2 separate regions of the Homo sapiens genome follow, and region 2 is linked to region 1. Evidence: chromatin contacts called from ENCODE Hi-C or POLR2A ChIA-PET data. All regions are on one chromosome and are shown on one strand. Each heading gives the region's core, a stretch centred on a gene start or an enhancer-like site at or near the end of the contact. The rest is flanking DNA. Distances are from core to core; before and after follow the strand shown.

Evidence for each region. A loop is a pair of places that touch in the nucleus more often than their neighbours do. ChIA-PET counts read pairs that join two places held with the same protein, here RNA polymerase II (POLR2A). Pooled maps may share reads with other maps.
Region 2: a loop to region 1 is called in a map with no recorded cell type, with 10 times the contacts of the local background. The contact joins the promoter of SERINC5 here to the promoter of ATG10 in region 1. A Hi-C loop is called at or near these places in 1 of 37 single-sample maps with no recorded cell type and 5 of 50 pooled maps. POLR2A ChIA-PET finds 5 or more read pairs at or near these places in 1 of 52 experiments (activated T-cell).

Annotation. Positions count from the first base shown.
Region 1 is chr5:81,969,894-81,974,649 of GRCh38, forward strand. ATG10 (autophagy related 10) reads left to right here and starts at 2,130. Exons shown (of 8, transcript NM_031482.5): 1 at 2,130-2,413. RefSeq lists enhancers at 1,663-2,220, 2,221-2,776 and silencers at 1,791-2,120, 2,291-2,530.
Region 2 is chr5:80,254,005-80,258,180 of GRCh38, forward strand. SERINC5 (serine incorporator 5) reads right to left here and starts at 2,044. Exons shown (of 12, transcript NM_001174072.3): 1 at 1,892-2,044. The coding sequence starts at 1,918. RefSeq lists silencers at 1,527-1,806, 1,917-2,356 and enhancers at 2,210-3,143, 3,144-4,077, 4,078-4,176.

The DNA of each region.
Region 1 (4,756 bases), core at 880-3,379:
CTAGGCAGGCCATAGAAACTAGAACCTCTTTTCCCCAAAGCCAGTCATAAATCCTGGAAATATTACTTTAATTTTCTCCCGCCTTTCTTTGTAAAAACTGGCCATAAAGAAATTATCTGATCTACCTTTTTTGACTGTAGGTCCTAAGACCCTCATTGCAGAGAGGGTCCCGCCCTACACCCAGAAGGAAGGAATGCATGCCCAGAGAGTCCAAGAAGAATCTAGACAGACAGGCCTTGCTGGGTTTCCCCACTCAGGCTATTAGCATTAGAGCATACCCTTTTGTCCAATCATATTTCTACATGGCTGTCCATACTTTGTTGGATGTACAAATGAACATTACAATTTCCCCTGTATCTTTGGGTCTTCATTCTGAAGGTTCTCATGTATATATGCTAAATAAACTTGCATGCATTTCCTCCAATTACTCTGTCCTTTGTGAGTAGATTTTTCGGTGAACCTCAGCGATCAGAGAGGAGAGCTACAGGAGCCCTGCTTGAACCTTGAAATGCTATGATGACAGACCGTAGCCTTAAAGCAGTTTATAGTGTTGTAGGGTAAACACATAAACAGGCCAATATCATTCTTTGCCATGAGGGATATGATGAGAGGAAGTACATGGAGGTTAACTGAGTTATTTCTTTTAGTTTCTTTGTTTTTGGCATGTGAATTATGAAACTTTAAAACACCTCCAGTGCAAAAAAAATTTTTTTTAAATTAACATGGTGGTTGGTGCACTGTGTTTCTAAAATATGGAGTACAATGTAAAGCAATGCATTCTTTTTTTAAAAATTTATTGTTATTTTGAAAAATTTTTGTAGAGATGAGGTCTCACTGCCTTGCCCATAGCTGGTCTTGAACTCCTGGGCTAAAGCGATCCTCCTACCTCGGGCTCCCAAAGTGCTGGGATTACAGGCGTGAGCCACTGCGCCCAGCCGCATTCTTGTTTTCATCTGTGAAATACGTTTTTAAGGTAAATACTTAAAGTTGATGGAGACACCTGGTCTACTTAAGCTCTCATTCAGAACACACTGCCTTGTGCTTTTAAAAAAATTAAATGGATAATCTAAATTGGCAGCTACCAATTAATTTATATCCATAGTTGCTAAAAAATGTTAGTGTAAGTTCATTTTTATTAGTCGCATCATTTTGAGTTTTAAACTATTTCACATGCAGTAAAATTTATACCTCTTATGGGTTTTGTCAAACAGTGGTTTAGTCACCAACACAATCACGGTATAGAAGCTCTCAAGCTCCTTTTCAGTCACCCCCTTCCTCCAGCCCTTTGCCCTGGTCGCCACTGATCAGTATTCTCTCCTTTTAAAAACACTTATTATTTGGAAATAATTATAGACACAGGAAATTGCAAAAATACTACAGCACCTAGAGTCCCGTGTACCTATCACCTAGTTTCCTCCAATGGTGACATCTTACACAACTGTAGTACAAGATCAAAAAACTATGTCATGTAGTTTGAAGGCAGGTTTTCCTTTCACTTCTTCGCCTGCATTTTCTCCTTTCATTTCCAACAAATTTAACTCTGTTGTTAGAAGGAGCAGATGCTAGTTTTCTTTCAGATGTCTGCTATTTCAGTTCGATTACCCCTGTTACTCCTACATTTTTTCTAGTCTTTATCCCCATCGTTTCGCCCCAATTTAATTTTGCTGCTAGTTTTTTTTTTTTCTCCTCTGGGATATGTGCCACAGATGGTACTATTGTCAATATTCGAATTCCTAACTTCTCCCTCCATCCGTAAGTTTTCAAGGGGTAGCCGTGCTTGTGCTTAATTGTGGTGTTTACAGGACTTTTTGTAGCGTAAGCATGCTGGCATGGTTCCCCAACCTCTTAGGGGGATGCTAGTAACCCGCTCCCCCGTCAACGAGCCGCCTTTGTGCTCCGCGGAGGGCACCGCCTGCGTTGGGTTGGAGGTGGGGGTTGGCGGGGGAGAGCTGCCCGCCAGGCGAGGGGCGGGGCCTTGGCGGGGGTGGTCGCGGGCGGCGGGGAGGTCTCGCTTCCCTCCTCTCCACCCGCTCCCAGTCCCGGCCTGGGTCTCAGCCCCGCCCTGCCCAGAGCGCGCGGCCGATCACGTCACCGGCCTGCGCTAGGCGGCCCCCACGGCGCGGGAAGGCGCAGTGCGCACGCTCCGACTCGGCCGTGGCGGACCTGACTGAAGGAGGCCGCGGACCTGACTGAAGGAGGCCACGGCCACTTCTGGTTGGCCTCGGGGCGCGCTGGCTCGGCTCTTCCTCCGCCCTCGAGGCCCCCGCAGTCCCATCATTCAGTTCCGTAGGGTCACCGGCGCGGCAGTGGCCTCGCAGGGCGCTGGGTCCCTCTCCCCAGCTCTCCTCCCCCTGGCCCCGTCGCCCCGCCCTCGCCGGGCTGGGCTGCGGGGTCAGGGGCCGAGCGGAGAGGGGTGAGTATTCCCCACAGCCCTTGCCGGTTGTCTCCTCCCGGCTCTGCTTCCCACACGGTCCTTGCCCCACTCCTAGGACAGGGAGGAAGGGCACGCGCGGGTAGGCGGGAAACAGCCCAGTCCTGAACAAAAGGCCGGGGAAGCGGGTCCCCGCCGGTAACTGCAGGCCTGTGCTGGCCGCCGCGAGCGGGGAAGGGCGAGGACACTCCCTCCTCGGGGACCCGGTCCCCGTCGCGCACACGGTGTCACCAGCACACCTGGCCCAGTACCCAAAGCACCCTCGAAGTGGGTAGTAACTACTTTGTGTTTAAAATCCACATACTGATAGCAAATCTTTGGTTGAAACAGTATTAAATTACTGGGGCTTCCAGTGGCTGAGTCCAACTTAATTTGAAGTTTCAGATTAAGTATCAGGAGGAATAACTTGATATTTAGAGCCAACAGGTCTTTCTTTTTTTTTTAAACCTCCCAAAAAACCTATAAAATCAAGAATTGGCGGGGAGGACCGGAGAATGATAAAGGAATAGTTGACTGATTTATAGAAACTTTTAGTGGCGGTAAAAATTACAAAAGTATTGGAAATAAGGCAAAAGGACAGCATGTTTTTTTCAGAGTCAAAATGGAGCCTAACAGGCCCACCTGAAGATGATTTAGATGTCTAGGGGACTATATTTTGTTTGGCATGATGATATTGATTAGGGCCTAGGCTTTGTAGTTAACATCTTTTTCATTAATGGAGATGCAAATTATTTCTGAGTGGGAGAGAAAAAAATACAGTACTCCTAAAGGTTGTAGTTTTAGTGCCTTGTAGGATATTAGCCATTTTTCTTTTCTTTTTTTTGAGACAGAGTCTTGCTCTGTCGCCCAGGCTGGAGTGCAGTGGCACGATCTCGGCTCACTGCAACCTCTGCCTCTCGGGTTAAAGCAATTCTCCTGCCTCAGCCTCCCGAGTTGCTGGGACTACAGGTGCCCGCCACCACGCTCAGCTAATTTTTGTAAGTTTAGTAGAGACGGGGTTTCACCATATTGGCCAGGCTGGTCCGGAACTCCTGATTTTGTGATCCGCCTGCCTCGGCCTCCCAAAGTACTGGGATCACAGGCGTCAGCCACCGCGCCCGGCCAATATTAACCATTTTTCTGTCTAACCTATCAAACTTACCATCCTTTCTTCAGTGTTTATGCTCAGTTCCTGAAATGCTTTTGAGCACACTAAGCCATTCAGCTTGTTCCATTGTGAGTTTAATAAATCTTTGTCACAGGTTCATTTTGAGTCATATTTATAACTTTTGTTATTGGACAATGGTCTCTATTCTTTAGTGGCAAAAACAAGTTTATGCTTCTCAGGATGGAAGGACATAGGCCCTGTGTGGTACTCAAATACATCTTAGGACTCCAAGTAGAATCCTTTCTCATTGCTTCAGAAAGGTTAAACAGTGACCAGAGGAAATGTTACAGAACTTTGACCAAAAAATAAATCCTGAGTATTGAGAAATTAAAATTAAAGTCTTGCAAATTGCAGAGTTTAAAAATTGTTATTGATATTTTAAATTGAAGAAATTAGTGGAAATAGTAGTTCTAAATTGCATACATTTGAATGTGGAGTGTTAAAAGATTATTTCCCTTGTCTCCTGTTTTATTTAGGATAAGGTTAACTGAGATTTTGGTACATGGTGGGCCATTCAAGTTATGTATAATGTTTTGTGACAAACTACATGTCGACAGTAGTTCCTGATGCCTAATACATTTCTGAGAAAGGTAAAGCAGCCCTTTAGGAAAAACAAGGAGAGTAAAGCTTACAGAAGATTTCTTAAGATGGGCTTGATTTGATTATCTTTGAAACCTAGAGATGTGTTTGGGACCCAGGAGGTTGTGTTTGAATCATAAATATAATCAGGGAACCTTAAGAAAAAAAAAGCCATGGAGATCATTTGGTGATTATCTATTGAAAACAAATGTTTTCAGGGGACAAGCAGCCTGAGTATAATAAAGCAATTAGAAAGTTGGGGAATGGAGAATAGGAGAATAAGCTGTACCTGAAGGAATCTTAATTAGGGAATGGTTGCTGAAAACTGCAGAGACAAGACTTCTCTAATGTGCTTACCTGATCACATAGTTTTATAGGATCCAGGAAGAGGGCTTAGTAATAGGAGTGTAGCTTTGAAGCTAGGGTTATTTCATATCACTGTCATGTAACATCTTTCTGAGAAAACCTTTTTATCATCTCTTCTGAGCTCAAGAACCTACACTGGTTTCCTATTGCCAATTGTTTTAAATGGAATCTCCTTTGGGTTTTTTGGTTTCTTCTTTTGGTTTTTTAAGAAGTGGGGTCTCTAAGTTGCCCAG
Region 2 (4,176 bases), core at 794-3,293, 1.7 Mb before region 1:
ACCACAACCTCTGCCTCTGGGTTCAAGCGATTCTCCTGCCTTAGCTGTGTAGCTGGGATTACAGGCATGCGTCATCACACCCGGCAATTTTGTGTTTTTAGTAGAGATGAGGTTTCTCCACGTTGGTCAGGCTGGTCTCCAACTCCTGATCTCAGGTGATCCGCCCGCCTCTGCCTCCCAAAGTGCTGGGATTACAGGCATGAGCCACTGCGCCCAGCCTGTTTGCTTTTCTTTTAACTTCCTACCGCCCCATCCACAGGAAATCACAGTGTGATCACCATCACACAGCACTGAGGCCCACCACAGTGATGCCTCCAGCAGGCCTGGGAAAGCAGGGGTTAACTTTGATTTGGTTCTTTCCAAAGTCCTAAGAGGGGAGACTTTAGAAACCTGCTAAAACATCAACAGCAAAATAATTCTTTTACAAAACCCATTTGAATACTGGTAATTACAGAGCTCTAAATTAGGAACTTGGGAATGGCAGAAAGAGCCTCAAGGGGACTTCAAGGGACCAGGACAGATGCCCCTAAAGAGCTGTATCATTACTACGTAATAAAAAGTGTCGCATCATATTGGAGAAAAAGTATTTCAAAACGGGAATAAAAGATTTGCAGAGCTTTCTGAAAACAGTCTTTCCTGGTCCACCTTGTTCTCAAATACCTGGTAAGGTGGTGACCATTCTCATTCTCTTTCTCTCTCTGCCTGACACAGGGAAAAAAAATCATTTCGTCTCAGTCGTCAAAAGCCTCAATTTCCTCAACTCTGAAAAGGCCAGCTTTAATGTATGCCAAGCACAGTATTAGACCTCAAAAACCAAGACAGCTCCACGTGGCCACTCTAAACAGGACAGATTATCTGCCAGTATAATCGCCGGTTACAGAAACCCACAGTTTAACCACTCCATCACTTACAGCTGGCCTCGATTGTGGAAAGGCTGAGTGTCAGCAAGAACACCCCGAACCAGGATGCTCCCTAGAGTCTGATTCGTTCGTGAAAACACTCCATTAAAACTCTGTACCGAAACGCTGATAATCCACATGTAAAGGGAGAAAAGAGCTCCACATCCAAGAGACTCACCTACTTCGTTTTTTCTAACTCTGCAGGAAGGAGTGAAACCAGCATTACAGGGCTAAGACGTACTAATTCTACACTGATGCAGTAACTGGTAGGAGACATAATGTTTTAAGACATCATAGGTTTAAATAGGCGAGAGTTAAAAAACAGGTTCGAACAAGTTTATTTGCAAAGAGAGGCAGGAAGGTTCCAGCCCTACCCAGGCAGTCGTGCTAGTACCGAGCCAGGGTTGGGTCGGGAAATTCAGGAAGCAGGGCTGAGTTTTCCCTTCGCCCAGACCTGCGCCCGGTAGTTTGGAAGTCAGGCTTCGAGACATTCTCAAAGGTACAGAGCCCACGCTCGACTACGAGATGCCAAGCGCAACCTGCCTGGGTTGTTTGACCCGAGTTTTATTCAGGGCATAGCAAAGGAGACGGTGCCTAAACCCACTTTTCTTCCTGGATTCATCCGACAAGCAGAGTGGAGAGGGCTACGGAGCTCAGCGCTATTCACCAGTGCTCGGCGCAAGAGGCGACACGCCCCTGGAGCAGTCGGGATCCTCCGCCCGAGCCCGGCACGCCCCGCTCCACGCGGAGTCCCGGAGGCCGGACGGGAAGACCCCGGGGTAGCCTCTCGGGCTTCCCCCTGCCCCTTCCCGCCCGCCCAGGGCACAGGATTTCCCGGACGGCTGAGCGCCGCGGGGCCAGCCCGAGCGACCCACCCGGGCCCTACGTTCGGCCGCGGAGCTGGGAGCGCACCCAGGCAGGTCCTCCACGCCTGGACTCCTGGCCCGGTTCTCCGATCTGACAACCCCCGCGCTGCGCCCGGCCTCGCTCACCTGGCCCGCACAGCACTGAGCTGACATCGCGGCGGCCAATGCCGAAGGCGCGCTCGCTGGCTCCCCGCGCCGCACGGGCCCTCCTGGCTGCCTCGCGCCTCGAGCGCTGGGCTCAGCCGCAGCTCACACTTGAACGAAGATCAGCCTCGGCGAAGCGCCTAGGCGCCGAGGCCTGGGTAAAAACAACTGCGGCCAAGCCCCGCCCCGCCGCCGGCCCCGCCTCGCCCGCCCCCAGCCCCGCCCCGTGCCCGCCCCTTCCCGGGCGCCCGGCGGCGGAGCAGGCTCGACCCGGGCTCGCACTTCCGCTGGCGTCAGGCGGGTGGGCTGCTGCGATCACTTCCCGGTTGGGGCGCCGAGCTCCGGAGTCGGCCGCCAGCCTTTGGGCCCCACGCTCCGGGTCTGGTGCGCGGTCTGGCCGCGCTCGGGCCCTCGCCAAATGAGAGCGCAGCGCCTCTCCGCCTTCGGATCCAGAGAAAGAGCTTGTTGCTGCCTCTAAAAGGTTGGAGCCTTAGTAAGCGGTTCCTGCCTTTCCTGCACAGACCAGACCGCCGGGTGCTGGTCTGCGCTCTGCCGCGCGCCGACTGGGACAGCCCACCCACGAGATCCTTGTTCCTGAAATCCCTTTCCTTCCCTCATCTGCCAAGAAAACTTTCAACTTTTGGGCTCTCCGCGCCTCCCAAGCTTCCTCGAATCCCTGGGCCCTTGACTGTTCTGCCCTGATGGCACTTGGTGAGAGATCCATTGAGAGCCCTTTCCGTGCCTTCCTGAATATTGATATGTTTTCCAGCCTCTCCTCCTGCGCTGGCCCAAGGACTCATTTTCCGTCCCTGCTTCCTCACTAAAAAGAGGGTGCCCAATAATTGCTTGTTCCATACAGAAGGCAGGGAGGCCGTCTCTAGGTTTTCTCCCACTCAGATCTGCTGTCCTCACAGCCACCTCCCCAAGAGGAATGAAGGTATTTCTTTTTTTTTTTTCTTTTTTTTCTCTGAGACGGAGCTTCACTCTGTCGCCCAGGCTGGAGTGCAGTGACGCGATCTCGGCTCACTGCAACCTCTGCCTCCCGAGTAGCTGGGATTACAGGCGCCTGCCACCACGCCCGGCTAATTTTTTGTATTTTTAGTAGAGACGGGGTTTCACCATCTTGGCCAGGCTGGTCTCGAACTCCTGACCTCAGGTGATCCGCCCGCCTCGGCCTCCCAAAGTGCTGGGATTACAGGCGTGAGCCACCGCGCCCTGCCGGAATGAAGATATTTCTGTTAGTGCGATTTTTGCGCCAATCCCTTTGCTCTTTCAAATAAGCATTACCGTACCCATTTTAGCGGTGAGGCAACTGAAGCCCAGAGAGGTTAAATAACTTGCCCAAAGCCTCACAGCAAAGTTGAGGAAGTAAAACTGGGCCTGGAATCCACTCGTCTGATCCCCTGGCACATGACGCAAGGCTTGACCTTAGAGGGACTCGTTTCCAGACAGAGCTCTGGCAAAGGAGTGTCTTGGGCAGCTTAGGAGTAGAAGAGGAAAGGTGAATGGAAACCAGGCCTTGGGTTATGAGCTGCGCAGGATTTTCCAGCATCTCAGATGCAGGCGTTTAGAGAAAGAGATATAATGGAGCAGGCCCTACTCAGAGCCACGAAAAGGAATGAGGACAGTTGGCTCTAACTCAAAACAAAAATAGGGTAAACCCAATCAGTCAAGCGCAGCAACCTGCTCCGTGGCGATCTGTGACTCATCAGAAGCTGAGGCTCTCACCAGGACTTTCTAATGAGCTTCGCTGTTGGCTACGACCGCGGTCACTTCACTTCAGCCCTACTCCTGGCCTGGGGAAATGGGCAGGCCCCCTAGTAGCTCGGGGTGGGGAGACGGGTGGAGAGGAAGGAGGGGCGAAAAGGGAAGGCGCGAAATCTACAAATGTTTAAGCCAGCTGGAACTCCGATGCCTCTTTGCCTTTTAGGGAAATTGACTCGACTCGGAACTCGAGGACCTTTCACAAGAGACCACTGGGTTAGGGGGCAGAGCTGGTAATAGAATCCAGCGCTCCGAACCCTGAATCATGTCCTCTTTTTGCTGCTGAGGCTCAGGCCACAGCACCCCAAATTATGACTGTAGAATACCAAAATATGCTATCCCAAAATACACTTGTTTGGCACATTTCAAGCTGGTTATTCTGAGAAACTGCAGACACGGGAGTAGCTCTGAAAAGCTGTCCTTTTGTAAAGCAAATTTACATCTATAAAGGAAGTCCACATAGTAAAAGTATCTGTGTCAGGAAGGCAGCTGCTCAGAGAACT